4 separate regions of the Homo sapiens genome follow, and all the other regions are linked to region 2. The links are chromatin contacts, found by Hi-C or POLR2A ChIA-PET in ENCODE. All regions are on one chromosome and are shown on one strand. Each heading gives the region's core, a stretch centred on a gene start or an enhancer-like site at or near the end of the contact. The rest is flanking DNA. Distances are from core to core; before and after follow the strand shown.

Region 1 (3,377 bases), core at 57-2,556, 4.3 Mb after region 2:
GATTGTGCTAATCTTGACGTCTCATCTCAACTAAAAAAAAAAGGTATTGTTTTCCCAGGTACACAATGCCGAAGAAAACCACTGCCAAGTCTTAAAAGCAACCATCTCCCAGTGGGTTCGGTAGACCCCGGTCCTTCCCAAAGCAAGCCATAAGGGAACTCACATAGAGAAGGGGGAAAGAGAAAGGGAGGAGATTGATGGGTAAAAAGACCCACGACAGAACTTCAAAACAAAAAAATGTACACACGTATTTTGTCCCAGAGGCATCTGCTATGATTTATTAAACTGAAGCCAATAGCGCCCATTCTTAATGAATGAGCTGGCGTAGCTCCAATACACACACGGCACTGACACACAGGCTCAAGGCCTGCAGGGGCCTTTTTTCCCTCTGGGAGACACCTGACAGATCGCAGGTTGATCTTAAACAACTGGAAGCAAGATGTCAACGAGCAGATAAGATGGGCTTGCTCTTTTTTTCCATTCCAGGGATCCAATTTTTAGGAACTGTTGTATACGAGACATTAACCCGGGAGGTCAGGAAGCCTGATTTCCAGGCCTAAGATGTGCCAGGCGTCTCCCTCCGGGGGCGGGCTCCGCAAGCCGCCGGGCTGGTTGCTCGTCCGCCCGCCCCTCCCTCGCCCCTTCGGCATCCTCGGGAGGCCGGCGGCGGGAACAGGGCTGCCCCGGGCCACCTGCCATCTCCTCCGCCACCCTTCCAACAGTTGCTTCAGACTCAGGAGAGAGGCCGCCCTGGCCCCAGGAGCATGCTGTCAGCTCATTTCTCGACTCGCCGCCCTGCCCAAAGGCGGCTGCAGGAGGGCGCGCGGCGGCGTGGGTGGCAGCGGCGGGAAGCTGCCCGCCAGGACCCCTGGCCGAGCCGGCTCCCGCGGATCGCGCGCCGCAGCCGGAGGCGTGAGGCCCGGGCGACCCGTACCCCGGCCCGGGACCCCAGCCCCGCTGCCCCGCCGCCCCGGCCGACTCGGACGCCCGCCGCCGCCCACTCACCGCCGCACTCGGCAGAGTACTGGTCCCCCCAGTCCCCGGACTGCGGGCTGCAGCCGCCGCCGCCCGCCGGGGCCTCCTGCTGCTGCCGGTGCTGCAGCTCCTGCTTGAGCAGGGAGAGCGGCGAGTAGTGCTCGGTGGCCAGGGCGCCTGGCCGCAGCCCGGCGGACAGGACCCCCAGCAGCAGCAGCAGCAGGACACGCCGGGCGGCGCCCGCGGCGGCCACAGCGCCGCCCCAGAAGCAGCAGCAGCAGCAGCAGCCGGCAGGTGCCATCTTCCCTCAAGGCGCATGCGCGACAGCCCTTGCCCGGCTCTCAGGCCTCCCCGCCTCTAACCTACGGCGGGCAGGTGGACCGTGGCAAGGGGGCGGGACAAGGGGAGAAGCATTGTGTGCTGGGAATGGTAGTCCCAGCTCGGCCAGCCCGGGGCCGCCTTGCCGGTGCCGGGACTACGAATCCCAATAAGCCCGCGCGGCGCAAGTCTTCCGGTCTGGCGTCTGACGTCTTACCCTCCACAGAATCGGAAGTTCTGGACTGCAGTTGAGTGGAAATGGGCAACGGCGGGCGGAGCGGCCTGCAGCAGGGGAAGGGGAACGTGGATGGGGTGGCAGCGACTCCTACTGCTGCCTCGGCCTCCTGCCAGTACAGGTGCATCGAATGCAACCAGGAGGCCAAAGAGTTGTACCGAGACTATAACCACGGTGTGCTGAAGATAACCATCTGTGTGAGTTGTCAGGTGTGGGGTGCCCTTGAGAAGAAAATGGCGCGGCGGGATTTGGGGACCGCGAGGAGCAGGGTCCTCTGATACAGTCTTTAGTTCGGTAGTTGACATTCCCGCCCGGGATCTTTGCATGAATATCTGTACTGATAGAGAACTCAGCTACCCGACAGCGCTTTTCTCATACTGGGGCATATTTGGGTGATATGACCTAAGCCGGCGAACGGACCGGACCGACAGACAGAGGTAGATGTGGGCATTTTGCAGAGAAATTTAAAGATCAATTAGGTTGACATTTTGGTTCATGCCAAAGCTACTTCCTTCTAGCTCTTCTCCCTTTGACAGAGAGATGGTACCATCCTTACCCTCCACAACCCATGTTGAATTCACCTACGATGCTTTTTAAAGGTTTCATCAATTGTCGTTATTGGATGTCTACGGTGTACAAAGCACTATGCTAGACGTTGGTGGTACAAAACCCAAAAGTGAGGAAGTAAAAATTCTCATTTCAAGGTGTTCGTAGAATACCTTGAACTTTCTGATGATTTTCCATCTCAGAGTTAAGGCCCGAATCCCTGAACTGGCTTATAAGGCCCTATGGAGTCTCCTGCTACTCTTTCCCTTCTTTATTTTACGGCAGAGAGAATAATCTTATGTTTAAAGAGTCTACAAAGTTGGAGGTTCTTTGGGGGTATTAATTAGCAAAGAACCTGTCACAGAATAGACAGTACATTTTTGTCCCATTTCAGATCTTGTGATTTTCTAATCTCTTTAGTAAATTATGGTCTGTAGTAATATACAAGAGAATTGACAAACTGAGTGTATACCTGTATAATCTGCCAACCACATAACGTTCTGATGCATACAACCTCAATTTCCTGTTCCTCTCTCAAGTACTTTCCCTCTTTTGTCAAAATGTCAACCCTTGTTAAATCCAACATATTGCCTGGTCTTGTCCCTGTACCCATGCAGCAGTACGTTGCTGGGGAAAAACAAATTTGTGACGATTAACCTCATATAGGCCTTTCATGATTTCTGGCAATCTTATTTCGGTTTTTTTTTTCTTTCTTTCTTTCTTTTTGAGATAGAGTTTCCCTCTGTCACCCAGGCTGGAGTGCAGTGGGGCACTCTCAGCTCACTAAAACCTCTGCCTCCCAAGTTCAAGCAATTCTCCTGCCTCAGCCTCCCAAGTAGCTGGGATTACAGGCCTGCACCACCACGCCGGGCTAATTTTTGTATTTTTAGTAGAGACCAGGTTTCACCATGTTGACCAGGCTGGTCTTGAACTGACCTCAAATGATCCACCCACCTCGGCCTCCCAAAGTGCTGGGGTTACAGGCATGAGCCACTGCGAAAACAGAAGAGAACTTCCACCAGGTTTGCAACAACATAAACCCAATACTAGCATTTGTTATTTCTTTACTGTACTGTCTTCTTCTGCCTTCTGCTGGATCATTCCCACCAGCATGCATACTGTTACTTCTTCCATCAAAAAAAAAAAAAAAACCAACACCACCAACAAAATACACTTGCTGCCACTTCCCCCTTTAGCTTCTGCTCTTTTTCTTCTTAATTAGAAAGCAGACCTTCTAAGATATGTTTGTACTGTCTATTTCCTTTCCTAGTTTCTCTTGAACCTGCTTTAGTCACATTCCCAC
Region 2 (3,451 bases), core at 355-2,854:
ACACAAGGGCCTTGGTTAGTCTAAAGATAATCACGGCAACTAGGTGGTGGTACCAGGAACTAGTCCACCAAATCCCAACCTGCAGCCAAAAAGTCTCAACTCTCACCTATAAAGGGATCCTTCTAAATTCTCTAGATGTATGGAAATCTTTGACAGGTCTTCTGAAGCCTAGAGTCATCGTATAAACATAGATAAATAGTGTAGATATTGCATAGCTATAGATTGATATGTACATATACCATATACATTAGATATATGCTATATATTTACACTTCTTGGCCTTTCGGCTTTATTATCTATCTCCACAAAGTAGGACAAGACAAGCTTGTTTCCCATTTAAGTTTTTCTATCTGTACTGTTTTGCAAATCCACCAGAGAGTTGCAGGACACTCCTGCTACAGAAAGATTTCTGCCAGGCAGGCTCAGAGACCTGCTCTGTTACTGTTCTATTTAATAACACAAACACACAAATGGGGGCCTTTCTTCCCCATGACTTTCATGGCATGGCTGGGGGCAGAGCTGGGAGGTTTTCACGGCCCATATATCCTCAAACTGCTCCATTTCCCCCCGATCTCAGTTGCCACCCCACTAACTCCGGGGTGATCAGCTCCATACCACAATCATCTCCTGGTGATAGAGTTCCATGGATTTTAAAAGCTGTAAGAAAAACTGAGACAGATTCAGAAGAGATTCTAGTAACCCCAAACCAGCAATTACAAATATTTTTTAAGTATTTATATATACACATTTTTTTTTGAGACAGAGTCTCACTGTTGCCCAGGCTGGAGGGCAGTGGCACCATCTCGGCTCACTGCAACCTCCAACTCCCAGGTTCAAACCAATCTCCTGCCTCAGCCTCCGAGTAGCTGGGATTACAGGCACCTGCCACCACACTTGGCTGATTTTTGTAGTTTTAGTAGAGATGGGGTTTCACCATCTTGGCCAGGCTAGTTTTGAACTCCTGACCTCGTGATCCACCCACCTCAGCCTCCCATAGTGCTGGAATTACAGGCGTGAGCCACTGTGCCTGGCCTAATTTTTGTATTTTTAGTTAGAGACGGGGTTTCACTATGTTGGCCAGGCTGGTCTCGAACTTCTGACCTCAGGTGATCTGCCCGCCTTGGCCTCCCAAAGTGCTGGGATTAAAGGAGTGAGCCACCACACCCAGCCACAAGTTTTAGATACTTAAAATACTTTTAAGTATCTAAAATTAGCACCTCTCTTTAAACCTTTTACTCACCCTTTCCTGACCCTTTCCTTGTATCCCCCATTCCCTTTCGATTTCTTCACCATCCCTATTTGCCTCCTTTTCCTCACTATCTACCCACCAAGTCCTGCTCTGCTCCCATCCCACTTAAGATTTTCGTGTCTATTCTGTATCACCCTTAATGATCCACTGAGGCTGTGAGCTTCCTGTTTACCCACAAGCGTTCAGCGGATCCAGCCATCCTACCAAGGGTTAAAGATGCTGTAGTCCTACTGTGCTGCCTCCGACCCAGTTCCTTCCAAAACAAAGCAGGATGACAAGGTGACTCCACGAGAACTGCGTTTGACCTCTGTGTGGGTTTTCTGTTTCCAAGGCCACAGCAGGGTACTCTGAAAACTCTAAACCAGAAGGAAAGGAGACCTAGCCTTCAGAACTCTGTGTGTATGTGCTTACAGGCAAAAAAAAAAAAAAAAAAAAAAAAAGGAACCAATGAGGTTGTCAGAAGGGGATACTCTGCTGTAACTGGTGTTTACCACGACCCACCGGGTGCTGAGGAGGAAGTGGTTGCTATAACCCCAAGGGGGAAACGCTCGCTTGAAACAGGAAAATAGAACTCTTACAACTTTCCATTAGCAGCGTTCAAGAAGCCGGCCACACTGGGAAACACTTGCACAAGCACTCCCCAGAGTCCTGAGACGAGTGTCAAGACAGTCCAATCACGAAGCACAGATCAGGACACAGATACAGGTCCATGTTTTTTCCAGAACGTCTCAGCACTGGAAAAACTCTCATGATCACTTCCCTTACCTCCAGCAGGCTGAACTTGCAAGGAGCTGTGGGGAGGAGGAAGGAAGGGGAAAATGGCAGGATGACATATTGGAAAGAACGCTGGGCCCAGTGAGGGTCAGAAGACCTGGGCTTTAGTCCCAGTTCTGCGATTTACTAGTGGTGGAACTTTGGGCAAATTACCCAACCTTCCTGCTTCTCGATTTCTACTTCCTCTATAAAACAGGGATATTGTTTACTGCTCTGCTCACATCCTTGGGCTGCTGTGAGAATCCTATGGAATCCTTCATAGGATGAAACTCGTATGTGCTACGCAAATGCTTGTTATCAATGTAAGATTCGAGTCTGCATAAAGCCTTCTTGAGTCCCAGCCTCTTGCTCCTCAAACGCATCCTCTCGGCTACACTTCCACCTGTGCACTTCCTCAACCCACCTTACTTGTAATTCTGCCCACACTTCTGTAGAATTTCTGTAGAAGATCCCATAGTCTGGTCAGAGGAGTATAAGCAAGTCTAAATAACCAAAGTGGGGGGATCTCAACCAAATCATTTGACTCTGGGCTCTGTGCTCCCACATTCTCTCCTCTCCAGAGGTGAAGACTTCATCCTCAATGGCTAATTTGCCTGCTTGGAGGCTCAGATTGGCCCGTGTTCTGAGTCATATTTTCCATTTAGTAAAATGAACATCTGGCTGCTGTATGATGCCTTTTGTGTACCATCACCTAAGCCACAATTACCTGCAAGGTAATTCATACCACTACAGCACGGTGCAAAAACAGGGTTGGTTTGGGATGGTGAAAGTCAGCCATCTTAGTGTCAATCTTGCATGCAAATTCTAATGAAGAAAAGCCACTACCAGCAGGTCCACACACACTCACAAAGAACTCATAAATTATTTTAATCCAAGCGTTCAAAGGGATCCTGGGTCCCAGGAACCATCCTGCTGTTTCATCTCAGTGAGAGGCAAGATGGTTAAGGAAAAACAGCTCTAGTTTCCTCCATCCCCCCAATTCCCCTACCGGTGTGACCTTGACTAGGCCACCCAACCTTCTAAAAACCTTGGCTTCCTCATCTGCAAAATAGGGATAATAACAAGACATGCCCTTCCCGGCTCCCAGGGTTATTATGGCAACCAAGTGAGAAAACAGATGTGAAAGTGCTTTGCAAACCACAAAACACCGTCCAAGTGTGAGGTATTGTTATCTAGCAAAAGTGCCTTGAGAATAACACAGAAATCTGGAAGTATTTTAATTCGTTAATGGACTTATACCACACCTTGACTTAAAAAGGACGTAGGGTAACTGCCTGGAGGAATTCTGAAATAATTTCTAAATAAGTTTATCCAAGCAAGTTGCCAAAACAATCCACTGAATTGGGTAGTAGGCTTTTGGATAATAGGAAAACTGCAGATCGCTGTTCTTTATTCTTATTTCACCTTTTGAGCTCTAAAAAGAACTGG
Region 3 (3,484 bases), core at 102-2,601, 3.4 Mb after region 2:
TTTCTGCGTCTGTGGATTTATCCATTCTAGATATTTCGTATAAATTGACTCAAGCACTGTGTGTCCTTTAGTGTCTGAGTTCTTCCACTTGCCATAGTTTTTGAGGTTCATTCAGGTAGTGGCATGTATCAACTTTCCCCCCCGACAGTTTTTATTATGGTAAAATACATATAACAAAACTGACCATTTTAACCATTTCTTTCTTTCTTTTTTTTTTTTTTTGAGATGGAGTCGCTCTGTGGCCCAGGATGGAGTGCAATGGTGTGATCTCGCCTCACAGCAACCTCCGCCTCCCGGGTTCAAGCGATTCTTCTGCCTTAGCCTCCTGAGTAGCTGGGACTACAGGTGCACACCACCATGCCCGGCTGTTTTTTGCGTGTGTGTGTGTGTGTTTTTAGTGGAGATGGGGTTTCGCCATGTTGGCCAGGCTGGTCTTGACCTCAAGTGATGTGCCCACCTCGGCCTCCCAAAGTGCTGGGATTACAGGTGTGAGCCGCAGTGCCCATAACCATTTCTAAGTGAACAGTTCAGTGACATTGTGTTCACATTGTTACCACCATCCGTCTTTAGAACTCTTTTCATCTAGCAAAACTGATACTCTGTACCCAAAAAACAGTAACTCTCCATTCTCCCTCCCTGCAGCCACTGGCGGCCAGGGTTCTACCTTCTGTCTCTGTGAATTTGACTCTTCTAGGTAGCTCATGTAAGTGGAGTCATTCAGTATTTATCCTTTTGAATTGGCTTATTTCACTTAGCATAATACCTACAAGGTTTATCCATGTAGCATGTGACAGGATTTCCTTTCTTTTTAAAGCTGGGTAATAGTTCATTCTATGGACATACAACGTTGTGTTTATACATTACGCTGCTAACACGTGCAACACATTTGCTATTCATCCTACTGTGAACACAGGTGTGCACATTTCCCTTCGAGACCCTGCTTTTCATTCTTTTGGGAGTACACCTGGTGGAACTGCTGGATCATATGGGAGTTCTGTTTTTTAATATACTGAGGAACCTCCATACTGCTTTCCACAGTGACTACACCAATTTTACATTCCCACCAACTGTACACAAGGGTTCCAGTTTCTCCACATCCTCACCAATACTTGTTATTTTCTGTTGTTTGATAGTAGCCATCCTAATGGATATGAAGTGGTATCTTGTGATTTTGATTATCATCTTTTTTTTGGATGAGGGAAAGTTTGACCCCATATGTGGGTGTCTGTCACCAAGATAGAATGAATGTAATTTCCAAGGAAAAATAATCCCAGGCAACCTCTTCTGGATTATGTCCCAACTGATTGGAAATGCTGGGAACTTTCTGTGGTTGAAGGACCTTGACATTTGTTGTCAAACTGCCTGTGAGTCACTTATCTTCTGGGGGAAAATAAACATAACCGTGTCTTCCAGTCTGAAGTGGGGTGGGTGGGTGATATGAAGCATTGCACACAGCAGAGCCTGCTGCCCCTCCACAGCCTCTGCAAATGCCGTGTGAAGGTGGTGGACCTGCTACCAGAACTGGTGTCCTGCTGTCTCTGTAGTTAACTCTTAGGAGAAATAACGGTTGTGTGTGTGGAGGTGAAGAATGGGAAGGGAAGGAGGGGTGGGGAGGGCTGGTGCTTCTGAGGTTCCCAAAGTTCCTGGACTCGAATTTTCTGTTGGCAAATAAGCTGGTCAGAACTTAGGAATGTGGTAAGTTGATCCAGGAAGAAGTTGAAGGTTTCTATCTGTGTTTTTCTGTGCGGTTGTGTATGTGTAACACGTTTGCAGAAATAGTTGAAGCTTATTATTTTCTTCAAAAGATCTTATTTTCTAGTGTGTAAATCACAGGTAATTAAATATGAGTTAAAGTAAGAGAGAGACCCTTGGGCTATCTCAGACTTAGCTTTGAGAGAGAGAATGATCATGGGTCTAAGGCATCACTCTTGGTTTTATAGGTTTGGAAACTCAATGTTATTAGTTCCATCTAGGAGTTATCAATGGGGGATTGGGGTTTACATGCATCAGAATTGTAAGATACTGCTAAGAATGACAGTTCATTAATTGATGAGAACTGTGCCTCGCTGAGAAAGCCAGCACTCCTGGGGTGTGTGTACTCCGCAGACCTTTTCTTTTGTTTGTTTCTTTCTTTCTTTTTTTTTTTGAGACGGAATCTCTGTTGCCCAGGCTGGAGTACAGTGGCACGATCTCAGCTCACTGCAGCCTCCGCCTCCTGGGTTCAATCTATTCTCCTGCCTCAGCCTCCCAAGTAGCTGGGATTACAGGTGTGTGTCACCACATACTAATTTTTTGTATTTTTTTTTTTTTTAGTAGAGACAGGGTTTCACCGTGTTGGCCAGGATGGTCTTGATCTCCTGACCTTGTGATACGGCCACCTTGGCCTCCCAAAGTGCTGGGATTACAGGTGTGAGCCATTGTGCCCGGTCCTCAGCAAACCTTTTCTATCGGCCTATTTCTATCTATTTTCTATCGGCCACCTTTTCTATTGGCCTATTTCCATCTGTCTGAGGAATCTTGATGCATCGGCCTTCTCGTTCTGGGGATCTTTCTGTGTATAGAATCAATACCCTCTCCTTAGGGTAGTGATGGAGATTGATTTTTCAAAAATCCCAACATGTAATTTATGAAATTATTGTTTCAGCTCCAGACTCTGTGCTCTGTTCTGCAGTGTTGGAGCTAGGACCGCACATCCCAGCTGCTTTGCCAGTGGCTTCCGGGCCACCTCCATCAGCAGGAGGCGGTAGAAGCACCAGCAAGATGGGGCTTTGGTCCTTCCTGTTGGCTTCCTGTTGCCCCAGCTGTAGCTGTTGAATTCAGTCTTCAGTTATCCCAGCACTGGCCAGCCAGCCTCATCGTCCACACTCCCTGCAGATCCCACCACTCCTCCAAGGAAGTCTCTACCTCAGGGCCCTTTGGCTACGCTTCTAAGGTTAAGTCTAACCGGTTCCCTCAGGCCTAGGGGTGGTGGCTGCTTCCTGTCGTTGCTACTTCCCTGATATCTAGAATTTTCCTTTTTCTACCCAGTTACCTGGTTACTGACTTTCTACCCAGTTAACAATTTATATTAAAGCCCTTCTGTTCAAAAAGCTTATGTAGTTTCTGCGTTCTAATTGGATCCTGACTAATACATCTGACTTTCAACATTCTTTAGTAATCAGTCAGCAAAATGATTTCATGAGATAGACGTATTATATTTAATTGGATTACAGTTCACCTTATATTCCTTTAGTTTTTTTTTTTTTTTTTTTTGCACTGATCTTTCTGATTTTCGTTAGGCTCGTCTATGTAATTTGAGACATAACTCCTCTCATTAGCTACTTTCTAAATCATCAGACTTGAGTTCTTTCCTGGAAAGATCACCACAGATGGCTAATGTCATTCATTTTGTTGGCTCTTTTGGCTTTATAGTAGAGGGTGACAATTCTTTTGTTTTTGGTTTTTTTTTTTGAGCTGGGGTCTTGCATGACCTCACTGCAACCTC
Region 4 (3,177 bases), core at 616-3,115, 3.4 Mb after region 2:
AGCACAGTCCTGAAAGAGCACTTCTAATTGGGCATACAAGCAAGCTCATAATAAAGTTCTCCTAGGAAGTTTTCCTCATGTTTTGAAGATGATACACTTAGTCCCTGACTGGGGATGGTTTCGCTTACACTTTTTCAACTTTACGATGGTGTGAAAGTGATACACGTTCAGTACGTTCCTCAATTAACAATGAAGCTATGTCCCGATAAACCCATCATAAGTTGAAAATATCCTAAGTCCATAATGCACTTCTGATATAATGGTATTTTCAACTTACAGTGGCTTTACCAAGATGTGGCGCATTGTAAGTCGAGGAGCATCCATCCCTGATGGGATATATAAGGATGAGATTTATGCACAGATGTTCCTCAGCTTATGATGGGATCATGTCCCAGTAAAGACACTGTAAGTTGGAAACATCTGAAGTCGAAAATGCATTTGATATACCTAAGCTATCAAGCATCATAGCTTAGCCTCACCTGCCTTCATTGTGCTCAGAGCACTTAAACGTTAGCCTGCAATTGGGCAAGTCATATCCAAACAATGCTGACAGCACCGCACACTGTAGGGTATCAGTTGTTTAACTTCGTGACCGTGTGGCTGACTGAGAGCTGTGAATCACTGACATTGCCCGGCATTGTCAGAGACTATCCGACCGCATATCGCTAGCCCAGGATAAGAGCAGAATTCCAGATTTGAAGTACAGTTTCTACTGAAGGCATATTGCTTTCGCACCATCGTGAAGTCAGAATTGTTAAGTCGAGCCATGGTAAGTTGGAGACCATCTGAATAACAGGATGAGATGTAGAGCAGGATATATATGTTAGAAACAAAGTTTCGCGAACAGTGCAAACGTTTTCTAGATGGACTATCCTACTCTTCTCTATCTCATTAAACACTTTGCTGGCAGCAACTCACTGAGTTGAATTCCCGCTCCACCAGTAGCCTCCCCTGGGCGTTGGAAGGCTCTGCCCTCTGATGGGGGTCTCCCTGGGAGCTGCGGCTGCGGACCCCCGTAGATGGGATGCAGCTGCCCAGTGTGGTCCTTGCCTTTGCAGGTGAGCGGGTGCAGGGAGGTGCGGGGTGGGGTGGCGGCTGCAGCAGTGGTGGTTGGGGGCCCTGCAGGCTCCCTCGGGGTGTAGCAGGGACATGGTGTGGTGGTTAACAGGAGTAGGCCACTCATGTGGGACGTCAGGACTAGTGCCACAAAGGCAGCCCTGTCACACGAACAGGTTCTTGGGGGACAGAGGTCTGTCTGGGACTGGCTAATGACCTGGAAAGACTGGAGAGGCACCATTGTCCACCACCAGATGTATGGCTGCAGGGTAGGAGTAGACTTAAGAAGGAACACTGTTGGCTGGGCGCAGTGGCTCACGCATGTAATCCCAGCACTTCGGGAGGCCGAGGCAGGTGGATCACCTGAGGTCAGAAGTTCAAGAACAGCCTGGTCAACATGGTGAAACCCCATCTCTACTAAATATACAAAAATTAGCTGGGCGTGGTGGCAGGTGCCTGTAATCCCAGCTACTCTGGAGGCTGAGGCAGAAGAATCACTTGAACCTGGGAGGCGGAGGTCGCAGTGAGTTGAGAGATCACGCCATTGCCCTCCAGCCTGGGCAACAAGAGCGAAACTTCGTCTCCAAAAAAAAAAAAAAGAAGGAACACTGTTAGGGAGGCAGTCAGTGAGCCTCAAGTCAGAAAGACAAACAAGCTCATTTTATGCATTTGCTAACATTTGACCTCTTCTGGGACGCGTAGGTCTCTCAAGTTCTGTTTCTGTTTCCTGTCACGCAGATCAGAGATGTGAAACAGACCTGGTGTACACCCGTCTGGGGTAGCACTGGGAGCCACGGCGTCCTGGCAGAGCAGGTGTGCCTCCCACAGGCTGATGCAGCCGTTCTCTGTGCAGAGGCTGAGCCATCCTAGGAGCAGCTGTGGGGTGAAAGTGTCCTTCCTTAAACTTAGTGCTCCTGCTCATTCTCTCAGTATGGCTAATAGCTCATTTAAATATACTATGGTGGTTTTTAATTTTTGTGACTCATTCCCTCCCCTCCTCACCTGTGTTTTTCCTGTGTGTCAGGGACATTTTAGGGGGACCAAAAGGATCTCTGTCTCTGCTCTGTGCTTGCTCTGAGGTTGAATAGAGAATGTTCAGGGCTGTTCTTATTTGAGTCACTGGAGCTGTTGTGAGCTCTGACGGCCTGGGAGCCCCACTACTGTCACATGAGGACAGGGCGTGGGGTGGCTCAAGCATGGCCGCTTGGGGTTGGGTCCTAGTGCTGTCATGTTGGAGGTGTCTGACCTTTGCACTAAGTTTCCCCACTTACACTAAATGGGGATAATCAAAGCTTTGTGTGGGGATTAAGTGAGTTAATGTAACCAGAACACTTAGAATGGTGTGCTGCATACAGTGATAATGCAGAACTACTCACTGCTGCTGGAGTGCGCTGTTATATTCTTTATTAGGTCCTCAGACTTTTTCTATGCCTAAGCCTTGAGGGTCTCTCTCAGCTGTGCTTTTCTGTTTTTTTTTTTTTTGTCTTCAATAGATTTTTCTAGGGTCTTTTCTGGTAAAAAGAGACTGGGAATGCAAATACATTGAGCATGAGTTGAGAGGAGTTTGGACATCAGCCTGACCGTGGAAAACTGGGGAGGCGTGGAGTATATAGTTTCCTCTGGGTGGGTTACTGACAGACCATGGGAGTTCTGGGGAAAATGTATGCTCTTCTCTTTAAGTACAAGCCACCATTGCCAGGCAGAAGCTGATAAAGTAATTAGAATTGTTGTTCATACCTGACTTGCAGGAATGTGTGTGCGTGTGTCTGCATGCGTGTGTACGTATATATACTGTGCATGCATATTTGTGTGTGTGTACATACATATGTACACACTGCATGTGTCTGCATTTATGTACATATGGGCATGTGGCATGGGCATATGGCACATGCGTATCTGTGCATGCACACATGTACACAGCACACATGCACACATGCAGTGCATAGTATGCCTGCATGTACATGTGCGTACCATGCATGCATGTACCTACACGTGTGCATACTAATTTGTGCACACGTGCACACTGCAATGTGTACTTACATGCAAGCCTACGATATGTGTTTGCAGGCACATACATGTTCACACACTGCCCATGCACATTTGCATACACATGTGTGCATG

The links. A loop is a pair of places that touch in the nucleus more often than their neighbours do. ChIA-PET counts read pairs that join two places held with the same protein, here RNA polymerase II (POLR2A). Pooled maps may share reads with other maps.
Region 1: a loop to region 2 is called in a pooled map, with 6 times the contacts of the local background. The contact joins the promoter of TTC13 here to the promoter of ITPKB-IT1 in region 2. A Hi-C loop is called at or near these places in 2 of 37 single-sample maps with no recorded cell type and 7 of 50 pooled maps.
Region 3: a map of aorta shows a loop between it and region 2 (14-fold over the local background). The contact joins the enhancer-like site here to the promoter of ITPKB-IT1 in region 2. A Hi-C loop is called at or near these places in 1 of 168 maps with a recorded cell type or tissue (aorta) and 1 of 37 single-sample maps with no recorded cell type.
Region 4: a loop to region 2 is called in a map with no recorded cell type, with 6 times the contacts of the local background. The contact joins the enhancer-like site here to the promoter of ITPKB-IT1 in region 2. A Hi-C loop is called at or near these places in 1 of 37 single-sample maps with no recorded cell type and 3 of 50 pooled maps. POLR2A ChIA-PET finds 5 or more read pairs at or near these places in 1 of 52 experiments (B cell).

What each region holds. Positions count from the first base shown.
Region 1 is chr1:230,977,555-230,980,931 of GRCh38, forward strand. TTC13 (tetratricopeptide repeat domain 13) reads right to left here and starts at 1,307. Exons shown (of 23, transcript NM_024525.5): 1 at 1,006-1,307. The coding sequence starts at 1,276. ARV1 (ARV1 fatty acid homeostasis modulator) reads left to right here and starts at 1,540. Exons shown (of 6, transcript NM_022786.3): 1 at 1,540-1,725. The coding sequence starts at 1,552. RefSeq lists silencers at 622-911, 932-1,191 and an enhancer at 1,472-1,771.
Region 2 is chr1:226,673,464-226,676,914 of GRCh38, forward strand. ITPKB-IT1 (ITPKB intronic transcript 1) reads right to left here and starts at 1,605. Exons shown (of 2, transcript NR_103784.1): 1 at 1,454-1,605. All of the region lies in intron 2 of ITPKB (inositol-trisphosphate 3-kinase B), which reads right to left. RefSeq lists a silencer at 2,587-2,736.
Region 3 is chr1:230,088,945-230,092,428 of GRCh38, forward strand. All of the region lies in intron 1 of GALNT2 (polypeptide N-acetylgalactosaminyltransferase 2), which reads left to right. Among named protein-coding and RNA genes, the nearest start is that of GALNT2, 23 kb to the left of the region's middle. Within about 2 kb of position 1,352, at least 3 of the 41 ENCODE cell types and tissues checked have a DNase peak (open chromatin) inside an H3K27ac peak, as active enhancers do.
Region 4 is chr1:230,108,191-230,111,367 of GRCh38, forward strand. The region is part of intron 1 of GALNT2 (polypeptide N-acetylgalactosaminyltransferase 2); the gene reads left to right. Among named protein-coding and RNA genes, the nearest start is that of GALNT2, 43 kb to the left of the region's middle. RefSeq lists enhancers at 1,618-1,677, 2,308-2,367, 2,378-2,457. Within about 2 kb of position 1,866, at least 6 of the 41 ENCODE cell types and tissues checked have a DNase peak (open chromatin) inside an H3K27ac peak, as active enhancers do; they include B cell, where a contact is called at or near this core.